2 separate regions of the Homo sapiens genome follow, and region 2 is linked to region 1. Evidence: read pairs that join two places in POLR2A ChIA-PET (ENCODE). Cell type or tissue: OCI-LY7. All regions are shown on one strand. Links, peaks and the distances in the headings refer to the core of each region. The heading gives the core; the rest is flanking DNA.

The links. Peaks named below come from ENCODE experiments on the same cell type or tissue, not always from the same donor. Only the 100,000 strongest peaks of a DNase experiment are listed, where the experiment ranks them.
Region 2: POLR2A ChIA-PET joins it to region 1 with 5 read pairs; 1 of 35 experiments calls an interaction of 5 or more read pairs at or near these places.

What each region holds. Positions count from the first base shown.
Region 1 is chr9:134,934,204-134,939,844 of GRCh38, forward strand. LOC105376314 (a long non-coding RNA gene) reads left to right here and starts at 2,321. Exons shown (of 4, transcript NR_188683.1): 1 at 2,321-2,370; 2 at 3,012-3,230. LOC124902302 (a long non-coding RNA gene) reads right to left here. Exons shown (of 2, transcript XR_007061846.1): 2 at 2,587-5,641. In OCI-LY7, for the core only: no CTCF peak of the experiment used is centred there; DNase peaks (open chromatin) are centred at 2,318, 2,708, 3,208 and 3,538; H3K4me3 peaks cover 2,698 bases; H3K27ac peaks cover 4,047 bases.
Region 2 is chr9:134,764,007-134,769,647 of GRCh38, forward strand. COL5A1 (collagen type V alpha 1 chain) reads left to right here. Exons shown (of 66, transcript NM_000093.5): 21 at 1,675-1,728; 22 at 2,448-2,492; 23 at 2,994-3,047; 24 at 3,304-3,348; 25 at 4,404-4,457. Among named protein-coding and RNA genes, the nearest start is that of MIR3689C, 83 kb to the right of the region's middle. RefSeq lists an enhancer at 2,551-2,810. In OCI-LY7, for the core only: no CTCF peak of the experiment used is centred there; DNase peaks (open chromatin) are centred at 1,965 and 2,755; H3K4me3 peaks cover 3,357 bases; H3K27ac peaks cover 1,242 bases.

The sequences.
Region 1 (5,641 bases), core at 372-5,371:
AAAGGGTCCAGGGTTTCTTTTAAGGTGATGAAAATGTCCTAAAACTAGAATATGATGATGGCTGCACGATCCTGTAACTATACAGAAAACCTGTGCACTTTAAAAGGGCGAATTCCGCCAGGCGCAGCGGCTCCCGCCTGTAATCCCTGCACTTTGGGAGGCCGAGGTGGGTGGATCACTTGAGGCCAGGAGGTTGAGACCAGTTTGGCCAACATGGTGAAACCCCATTTCTACTAAAAATACAAAAATTAGCCAGGCGTGTTGGCGCATGCCTGTAACCTTAGCTACTGGGGAGGCTGAGGCAGGAGAATTGCTTGAACCCGGGGGGTGGAGGTGGCAGTGAGCTGACATCACACCACTGCACTCCAGACTGGGCAACGGGGTTAGAATCTGTCTTTAAAAAATAAATAAAATAAAATAAAATAAAAGGGTGAATTCTATGGTCTGTGATTTACATCTCAACAAAGCCTTTACGTTGGACAAAGAGTGCTGGGATGAAGGTACCGAGTGGGCCTCCCCCAGCACCCAGGCCCAGGGGTTCTTAGATGGTGAGGAAGGGAGCCTGACTCTGAATACTTTAAAGGGGGGATTTTCTCTAGCCCAGGATAGCAGGGTGGGACAGGCCCTGCTCTGCTATGCAACATGGTCTTTTCTTCCTCTCCCCTCTTCCTTCCTTCTTTTCTCCTTCCCCTTTCCTCTGTCCCAGCACTGTCACCTCCTCCTTGCTCAGACCCCTGGGCTGGCAGCAGCAACATTGCCCTTTATAAAGCCCCCTACCAGCTAGAAAAGGTGAGGTGCTTATCAACCCTTACGAAGGAGCAGAGGGTGAGAGTGAGGACGTCGGGCATCACCACCCAGAGAGACAAACCAATTCATGCTTGGGACTATTTGGAGGTCAGCGTCGGCCTTGAGGCAGAGGAACCTGGGGCTCCAGCAGTAAGCATCCCTCACCCTGCGGCCCACTTTAATTTCCCAGAGATAATAGCACCGGCGCCGAGTATCTGCCGGGCACCTGAAGACGGATGGCCAGTGTTTGCAGGGTAATAGTTTGTGTCAGAGTAAACTGGAATTTATACCCCGGGAGGCAGATAATCCCCTTTAGAACTCTCCAGCCTCCCTGGGACTGGAGGGGCTTTCACAGGCCGCTTGCTGAAGACATAAACAAAGACAGCTCCACGGAAGCACCCTGCTGGCCCCAAGTCCTATTTTTAATATCTTAATTGAGTCTCCAAACCCTAGAACACGGTGGCGCGACCAAATCTCCAGCCTCCACCGACAGCTCTGTGTAGGAGAGAGGTCACTGTCACCTTCCACAAACCCGGGAAAAACAAACTGGGAAGCAGGGTCGGTTTTGGAGAAGGGGCAATTGCTGTTTTTTTGGTGGTGGTTGTTTTTGTTGTTCAGCTTTGTGTATATTTTTAAAGCTTATGAACAGATGAGAAAACTCCAGGCACGTATTCTCACCTAAGTTAAACTAATGGTTCTCAAAATCCCAAATTATTTTACTGCTTTTTGTTCCCCAGAACCAGCTCACAATCTGCTTCGCGCTTGATTTAAAGGCGCTGACAAGCTGCTGCCCGCTCCCCAGCACGGTGGCGAGACTGGATTGGGACTGTCATATATAATGCATGGAGTCAGGGCCGCGAGCCGGGTTGTACGCGTGTGTGATCCGCTCTGGAGCGCTGTTCCCAGAGCCATTGTGCAAACATATTTACTCTGCATAAAAGAATGGGATGAAGCTGCAAAGGACATTTGTTCATCGAAGTGGATTTAATTTTTAAACTCGCATTAGGACAGGATCAACCTTGCTGAAGGGTATGGTGATGTGGGTGGAATGTATAAAACTAATCTAGGATCCACGTTGCTACGGGAGGAGCGCTGGGTGGAATTAAATATTTATTGCACATAAATACCTTGTCCGCCACCTCCCTCACCCCTGCACAGTCACCTCTGTGTAGCGGGTTCTCTGCTACAGTAGAGGGCAGAGCACGGGACCACGGCTTCTTCCATCCTCCCAGCACCCCGATCTGGTCATGGCAGTGACAAGAGACAGCTGGGGGTGGGCACGTGGGTTTGCAGGCTCACACACGCACATGCACGCACCCACACACGTACACACACTGTCCCTGCCTGGGTTCTTTCTCTCCTTCTACAGAGGAGCGCTCTCTCAGAGGCAGAGAGAGCCCAGCCAGCCATGGTCACCATTAAGTCACCTCCATCATACTCTGTGAGTTAGGGGGGCAAGTGAGGATGTGATCCACCAATCCCCAACGAAGAATCCTAGGGAAGAATCTGATTGGCTAGTCACCTGCCAGTCATCACAGCCGAGGGAAAGGAGGGGTGGAGCAGCGACTCCACCAACTACAAAAGGTGAGGTGCTTATCAACCTTTATGAGGGAACAATGGGTGAAGACAATGACCAGGGTGCAGGCAGGCTGACCATCCCATCGGTTTGCCTGGAACTGTCCTAGTATTAGCAATGACAGTCCCATGTCCCCAGGGCAAACCAGGGTGGTTGGTCACTGAAGTTCAAGTCCCTCTAGACATTTCCAAACCTAATTAACAAGTTGGGGAAGCGAGCTGTAACCCGTTTCTCTAGCTCTTTATTTGTGTGATTTGGCCAGAAATTGCTTCAAGAGGAGACGTTCAAAAAGGAACAAAAAATCAGAACTGAAACAATGTCGGAGGGCACTTTGGGGTTTCTTCAGCAAAATGCAAATCCCTCCATTATCTTGTGGTTTAAACCAAAGCTGCCTTTTGGAAACTCCCGCTGATTCTCCAGCCTCATGGAGGGTGGCAGGTTCCTCTTTTAAGTGTTCCAGGCTAGGAGTTGCGTGGTTAACGCTGGGGTAATACACACTCTGTATTTGCTACCACAGCCCCCCACCCCTAGAAGTCTCCCAAGAGGAAATCGGTGGTGTGGTCATGCACAGCTCCTGTGCTCCTGATGGAGACTGTTGTGGATCCAGGGCCATCTAGACATCTAGGTATTTTCAGCTTTCTTCCCTTAGGACAAGAGGACCAAGGCCTGAGCAGCCCTGAATCGCTCCCATGATGGCCCAAACAGGCACGGAGGAGGGTGATTGGTCCCTGAGAATGTGGATGCCTGGAGCAGTTCACGGTACTGTCTCTGCCTCGTTCTGAGCCTGCACTGGGGCCTTGGGTCCCTGCAGAGCTGGTGGCCCACAGCTGGTAGCACTGTCCAGGTGCAGGTTTCAATCATCTTCCAGGTAAAGGACGTGCACGTGGCCTAACAATAGAAGCCGACCTTCAGTAAGAGCCACCTGGGATGGGGCAGGTCACCGGACCACCTTTCTTCACCTGTGTCCCATCTGCGGTGGGGAGGGGGGACTTCATTCTGCATTTTACATTTGAGGTAACTGAGGCAACCTGGAGGAGGTCACAGAGCTAACCATTAGTGGGAGAGCATCAGGCACATGAGGACCTGCAGCTTTGCAGGAGGAAGATCCTGATGCCCCCAAGCATCCTCACAGGCGCTCTCGGCTGGAGGTTCATCTTTCAAATCAGCCCTGCCTCCTCCAGTCAGCTCTGTCTGGTTTAGCTCAGCTAACAGGATGCGTCAGCTTACCTGAATAAAACACTTTACACCCCCACGTAAGGACCAATAAGCTTAACCTTTAGGGACAGGTTTGGTTTTTGTTTTGCCTCTTCCTGTCACAGGCTTCAGCTGCCACATGGATGAGGAAGTCAGGGAGGTAACTGACCAGACCAGCACACCTTCTCCCTGCCCCTGGCTGGCTAGCTGGGACCTTTCCCCCTCTGCCTCTCCAAACCTGAGGCTGAAAGGGGCCTATGGGGGTGTTCGGGAATCTGGGAGGTTGCCAAGCCCCATCCACCAAGGTGGGCCGGTTCTGTCCCTAAGTTGGAGCTCAGGACTGGCTTCAGCCAAGGCAGTGCCCAGAGCCTTTGAGAGACCCCAGGCTGGGGTCGGTGGGGTGGGCCTGGCTCTCTGGGGAAGGCTGCCATCAGGGAGCGTGGGCTGCCGCACACTCTCCTCCCGGTGTTGACAGTGACGGATGTGGTCAGGGCAGGACCCAGACAGGGAAGAGCTGAGGTTCCTGGTGGGTCAGTTTGGCTCTTCCCTGCTCTGCTCTGTGGCTGCAAATACAAACCTGGGGCCCAGCAGGGACAGGCATCCCCACCTGTCAAAGGCCTACGGACCCAGGGAGGGGGACGCCGTTCCTCACGGCCCTGGTGTCAGAAGCATGACCGGCCTGCTTTGTCAAGAGGCGGAGGAGGGCGGGATGCCTGCTGGGCATGTGGACTCTCAGCTTCCAAGCAGGTCCTGTTGCCCTCCTGCCCTCCAGGTGACAAAGCTGAGGCACTGTTGGGAGTAGCAGTCTGCCCGTCATCCCTGGCAGTGGGTCAACATGCAGCCTGGCTCTGGGACCTGGAATTGGACCTGGGTTATGCAGCTGGCCTGTGCAGGTGCCAGCCTCGCCTCTCTGGGCCTCCATCTCCTGAGCCACACAATGAGGACGAGGCCGGCTCTGCACTGAGAGCAAGGCCGACGGCAGAGGCCATGTGCCGCAGACCTGGACTCATCCCCTCACTATGCAGGCAGGCCCCAGCCCCTAGAAGCTCCTGGAACTTGGAACTCTGGGCAGAAGCCCTCAGAACAGAGCAGCCCAGTTCTGCCTCTTCCAGCTTCCCCAGGAGCCTGCTGCCTCGTCTGCAGTGGCAGGGAAGACCATGACGCCCCCCACACCCACATCCAGGCTGCCTTGCAATCCACACACCTGTCCATTTCACCTCCATCCACGTCCCTCTCCCCTGCGGCCACCACGCAGGCCCAGCCACCCCCACCCCTCTGCTGCTGCAGCCTGGAAGGTCGCTGCATGCTTCTCTATCCCGGGCAGTCCCGCACCGCTTGGGGAAGCTGGAAGAGTCCAGGTCTGCTGGCACCAGCCGTGAGATGGAGCATAAGGGGCATGTGGCACCCCTGAGCACAGACCCTCCTGGGCTGTCCTGTTACAGAGAGGGGCAGATCACCCTCCTCACAGCCTCCAGGCCCTCTGGGTCCAGCCGCGTTCCCTGCCCGACTCATTGTGTGAGTGCCAGGCACGTCCCCCTCCTGGGCACTCACCCTGCCACCCCCAGGCCTCCTAGGGCCAGAGTCTCTGCCCTGGACACGTGTATTTTCCTACTAACTGCCACTCATCCTTCTGTCTTGTCTGCCCCGGACAGTCATGCCTCTGCCATCTCCCCCTGGCAGGGCACGCTGCACCTTCTGAATCCCACCGTGGCCCTGGGAAAATTTCACTTGTCTCTCGGCACACCAAGGCCAGGCATTCAGGGATTGCATCACTTTCCTGAGCTATGTACCTGCAGCATCTGGCTCGGGGCTGGGTGTGTCACTGACCCACAACCACTGCTGAATGAATGATGAGTGGATGAGTGAGTGATGAGCGGATGAGTGAGTGATGAGCGGATAAGTGAATGAGCACAGGTGGGTCTCAGGAGGTCCTTCCAGCCCTAGAACTGACTCGGGGGCCTTGGTTAATGCCAGTGGGTGATTTTCTGACTCTAAAGGCAGATGTGGGGAGTGGAGACTCAGCCCTGAATGCATGCAGTGACCCAGCACTGAGAGAGGACGGTGGCTCTGGCGGGGTGGCCGCCT
Region 2 (5,641 bases), core at 364-5,363, 170 kb before region 1:
GTGGGGTCTGGGGGCATTGTGGGGAGTCGGGGGCAGTATGTGGGGTCCATGGGCATTGTGGAGGGTCTGAGGGCATCGTGGTGGGGTCCGGGGTCAGTGTGGGGTGTCCGAGGGCATGGGGGTGGGGGGTACAGGGGCATCATTGGGAGGGTCCAGGGTCAGCATGGGTGGGTACAAGGGCATTGTGGGGGGTCTGAGAGCATTGTAGGGGGTCTAGGGGCAACATGGCAGGGTTCAGTGGCACCATAGGGGGTCCGAGGGCATTGTGGGGGGTCAAGGGAGAAGCATGGGAGGTCTGAGGTCATTATAGGGGGTCAGGGGGCGGCATGGGGGGTTCAAGGGCATTGTGGGGGATCTGAGTGCATTGTGAGGGGTCCCGGGGCAGCACAGTGGCATCCAGGGGCATTGTGGGGGGGGTCACACACCTGAATCAGCCCGAGCTTGGGCCCGTTTCAATGGCCACCCTTCCAGAGGCAGATTCCTCCAGCAGACTCTGCCCCAGCCCTGGGCATGGGAAAGCTCTTCCCTAAGCAGACATATATTTAGGCCCAGAGCAAATTTCCTGATGGATAGGACATTAATTACTATTCATTTACTGTTGCTTTAAAGCATCTCTTTTCTCGTAGCCAAGTCAGCCCGGCTGCGTGCGTCAGGTGGTGCTAATTGATGAGAAATATAGCAGGCACTGCATAGAGGAGGCAGGGGTCGGTGCCTGCAGACTCATTTGGGACTAAATTATACCCCAGATGTCTGATTAGCCTCTAAGGAGAATTCATGAACTCCACTCTCTCCTTAACACATGTCCAAGTAATACCTTCTGGGCTGTTAGCTTCCAAGAAATGTTGCTATAACTAGGTATTAAAATAACGAAGGAAACATTTAAGAGGCAGTAAGTGGGGGAAGGAGTTCTCTTCTACAGAATCTGAAAAGGTTCTGTCAAAATTAAGGGCACTTGAAGTCCACGTACCTGGGGTGAAGCCTCTGTAATTCTCCGTGGGTGGGGGGTGTGAGTGCCCTGTGGCAGGCAGTTCTCCCGGAATCTCACTCCACCTGCGGTAAAGGGGAGGTTCTGCACGAGCCTCGCCGACCGGAGAGGGCGTGCCAGCTCTTGCCCAGAGTAGCGTCCTGGAAAAGATCTGTACCCCACGCCTCCTTCTGCACATTCAGTCTTGGGGTTCCCACCAGGGACTAGTTTCACCTGGTGCTCTCCTGCCCGCACCCTCTGACCCTGTGATATCATAAAAACAATCGTATGTCGCTGCGGAGGGGAATTCAGGAGCGAGCCGGTAATGAGGATAGGGCACAAGGGCTCCGTGCAGTGGAATGTTATAGCGTGGTGATTCTCTGGGGGAGCGTCTGCTCACCTGCCCCAGCAAGTGTCAGAGGAGCCGGTCAGCTTGAAAGCCCCCCTTTCCCTGAGGGTGCCCTGTGGTGTCCTCTCTGAGTTCTCACCAATTCCAGACACCTGCCCCTGGTTCCCAACACCAGGGTGGGGTGGAGGGAGGCAGCGCAGCAGGCTGGGAGGGAGTCTGGGCCTCACTCCTGGGAGGCCAGGAGGCCTGAGTCACCAGCTGGGGTTCTGGGTGGAGTCAGGGCCAAGTGGGCATAGGGGACAGAGAGGAGGGCTGGGATTTCTGCCCGAGTTTAAATCCTATTTTCCCTTTCCTCTTACAGGGGCCACGTGGTCTGCTTGGGCCGAAGGGGCCCCCAGGTCCTCCCGGACCTCCCGTAAGTCCCATTACCGCCCTGCTTGTCTGCCCCCATCTCGGCCTTTGAGACCCCGCCTCCCAGCCGGTGGACGCTTGGGCACTGGGGCAGCAAGTCCGTGCTGGCCCCTCTGGCGCCTGCCTGCTGCCAGTGTGAGGCGTGAGCGGGACACTGATGTTCAGACGCTGTAGACACGGCCCCAGCAGGTGTGGCCTTGCAGGTGGAGGCCCGAGGCTGCCGGCCTCACGCCTCCGCTTCACCCTGGCTGCACTTCCTCCTGGCAGACAGCATGTGCTATTTCAGTTATAAGCAGAAACCCAGGATGTCACGTTTCTTCCCTGCTAGAAAGAACTTCCAGCAGCTTCTGTGAACATTCTGGAAGGAGGCTGAAGCCCTTGATTCCAGTGGGGCTGTGTCCCGGTGGGCAGCTCCCCCAGGGCCAGGCCTGCCCCCTTCAGCCTTCCCAGCCCCGTGACCTGGTTTTCTAGAACCTGAGGCCTGCCCCGTGGAATGCTAGGGCCTGGCAGTTCAGTTAACCTTTAGCTGAGGGTTACTGGGGCTGATCAGTGGACCTCTGGGAAGGGATTTGGAGTCAGGTCCTTCCCTTCCCCAGAGAGCATCCCGTCCTCTGATTCGTCGTGGGATGGGCGTCTGAGCTGAGTTGAGTGGGATTTTCCTCTTGAGCACTGTGAGTTCTTTCGCATTCAGTTACATGTTTTTCTTCTTAAAATCGTACACAGGGTGTCACGGGTATGGACGGCCAGCCGGGGCCAAAAGGAAATGTGGTAAGTCCCTGGGGTCCCGTGGCCTGGCTTCAGGGGCACTTTCCCTGGGCACACTCCTTGCCTGGCTAGGGAGGTCCATCGCTGTCCACATCAGCTGGGAACATGAAGGGCAGGTTGCAGACCCTCTGCTGTGGTGCCCACCCTCCAGTGGTGAGTGGCACCTGGAGACTTTAGCATGATGGGGTGACTTGGGAGTTTTCTGCCCAATAAATCATTTCTGGTCAGTTCCTCTCACGTGTTCCTTCCTGGTCGGATGTCTGGGCATATTTGCATAAACGAGTTAGTGCTCACTCCATCAGAGTCAACCTCCACAGCCTCAGAGGCGCTGAGTCCTGGGGCTGCTCTCTGTGGTGGGACCCGGCCGCCTTTCCCTTCCCGCTGGCATTAGGCAGTGGGGAGCAGTTTGAAAGGATGGGAGGCCAGTGAGGGGGCACACGACACCCAGGAAGGGGATACAGTTCCCAGAGCCCCCTTCAGTGCCTTTGCTCTTGTCTCCTGTAGGGTCCCCAGGGAGAGCCTGGCCCCCCAGGACAGCAGGGTAATCCAGGCGCCCAGGTAAGTGAGCCTGAGAGAGGCAGCTCGCAGGGATCCGGCCGTGGGAGGCACACGTCTCCAGTCCGGAGCCCTGGGAGGAAGCGGGGAGCTCTGTCCCCTCCAAGTAGCAGCCCCTCCCCTTATCTGGAGGGAGACTAGGACCTGGGTTGGTGCCTGGATGAGGGAGACATCAATGAGAAGATGGACAGATGGCAGGGGAGGGTTCTGAGTCAATCAGCGCCCTCACCTTCCCTTTCTGGCTCTTTCTCCCTCTTAGGGTCTTCCAGGCCCCCAGGGTGCAATTGGTCCTCCAGGAGAAAAGGTAGGTGGGCCTGGGCTGTGTTGCAGGCCACTGCCCGCCTGCAGGTGGATTCCCTGGCCCCACCCTGGGAGGACCCCTGGTATCCACCAGCTCTCAATGTATATCTTGGTGCTCCCAAGAGACGCCAAAGCTCAGAGTGCCAAGAACTGGGCCAGAAGCATGAGGAGGATTTTGGATCCGTGTCTCATTGATTCATACGTTTATTCATTCATTCATTCTCTAGTATGTATAGGGGTTGCTGGATTTAGCAAGGAACAAAAATACAGGACATGCAGTTAAATTTGAACTATTGTGTATCTGAAATTCAAATTTAACCGGGCATCTTGTTTTGTTGTTGTTTATTTTGGTTTAGTCTAGTTTTGCTAAATTTGGCAACTTGACTGTATCTCCAGAGCCTACTGTGTCCTAGGCCCTGGAACGAGAGCTGGAAGTGCTTGCCCTTCTAGAGCTTGTCGCTTAACCAGGCACAAGATAGTTCAGGTAGCTCCAAGTGCCTTGGTTGCGATCAGCAAAAACACCTCCAAGGGGCTGGTTCTGAGTGCATGAGAATCCCCGGGGGGCCTGAGAAACACAGAGGGCTGGGCTGCTGCCAGGCCTGGGACCTTCCAGGAGCTGCTGTTTATGGGATACTGAGGCTGTGGGCCTTGCACTGCAGGATGCCCTGCCCTGCCCTGGGGTGTTGATGTGAACAGACCAGGGAGGACAGGGTGGTGGGAGCACTTGAAGAAGGCACAGCACTGTAAGAGCAGAGGAGGCCAGATGATGCCCCCCCGGGCCCCAGTATGCAGCAGGTGGATGTGGAGAAGAATGGGGGCACTTGGTGGACTGATTCCGTTCCTACAGCAGAACCTGAAGGTGCTGAGAACAGTGGAGCCGCCTCCTCCTGGGCGCTACCGTGGCTGCACGCCTCACAGCCAGGGACCCAGTGCCTCTGACCACACTTCTCAGCAAATGCTGTGTGGGCAGAAATGTTGAAAAGTAACCTTGGTGGCCGACGGAGAGGTCAGGTGAGCCTAGGGAGGGCATCTCCTCATGGAGTCTCTGGTTTGTTCTAGGGTCCCTTGGGGAAACCAGGCCTTCCAGGAATGCCCGGTGCTGACGGACCCCCGGTGAGTAGCCCTGCCCACCTCATCCCTCCATACTCTCCCCACCTCCACCCTGCGGATAGGGCTGCAGGCCCAGGCTCTTTGGGGTTGTTGTTGGACGGCATTGACTCATTCTGGCTCTGTTGATGAAGACCCGTTTGGTCTCCAGTTGGACTGCTCGGTCATTCTTGGGTTCTGGACACCCTTAACATCATGGATTTTAATCAACGAGTGGCGATTGCGCGAGTAGGAATATTAGCTATTTATTAGGTTGTGCTGATTAATTACCGGAAGTCAGGCCTGCGTGCTGAGCCGTGAGGAGGGCTGGGCCGGGCTCCAGGCCATCGCTTGCGTCCCCAGGGTTGGAAGCGAAGAGGCAGGGTACGTGGTGTGTATTTTTAGTGTTCACACACTGAGAAGGGAGGTGGTGAGCAAACGCGTTTGCAGTGTGTGCGCGCACAGCTGTGGAGCCAAATTAGATTCTGCCTGGAAATAGCGAGTTGGTGACAAATCCAATCTGTGTCTAAGCTGTGTGGAGGGGGGAGGTGTGAGGAAGTAGAACACACTCAGAATGCGTGCGTGCGTGCACACGTGCGTGTACATGAGTGTGAGCTGATTTGCACCCACACCCTCTGTAAGTGCCTGCTGTGGTTTTGGTTTTGATTATTCCGTTAATGCTGAGTCTGTTTCACAAACGAGATTAGCAGAATTAATTATTGAAGATGCAGTATGCTTTATGGTTTTAATAACACTGTTAAAAACTAAACAAGGAAGTTAAATATGTTGATGATTATCGGTGACTGCTCACCACACAGCATCCCTCAGGCCGAGTCAGTTGGCCCAGTGACTCCCACATCACAAACTGCCCTTTCTTGGTCAGAAGAAGCAGAGTGGAGCCTTCTCATCCCCACGCGCGCAGCTGTGGGGCCCCGTGGTCACCTGGCCACATGGGAGTTTGCATACTGAGTGGTTCATCTTTTCCAATGTGTTGTGTCCTTTAATTTACATTTATATTTCATTGCCCTTTCTAATGATCAGAACAGCACATCTTGTTATAGAAAATTAGGAAAATAAATAAAATTACAGTAAAATTATAGCCACCTTTGATCTCATCTCCTGATTTAGCCATTGACAGCGGGTGGACGTGTGTCCTTCCAGGCTAGTTTTCTGTTCCCGTGCTGCTGGCTGTGGTGTCCATGGAGTATGGG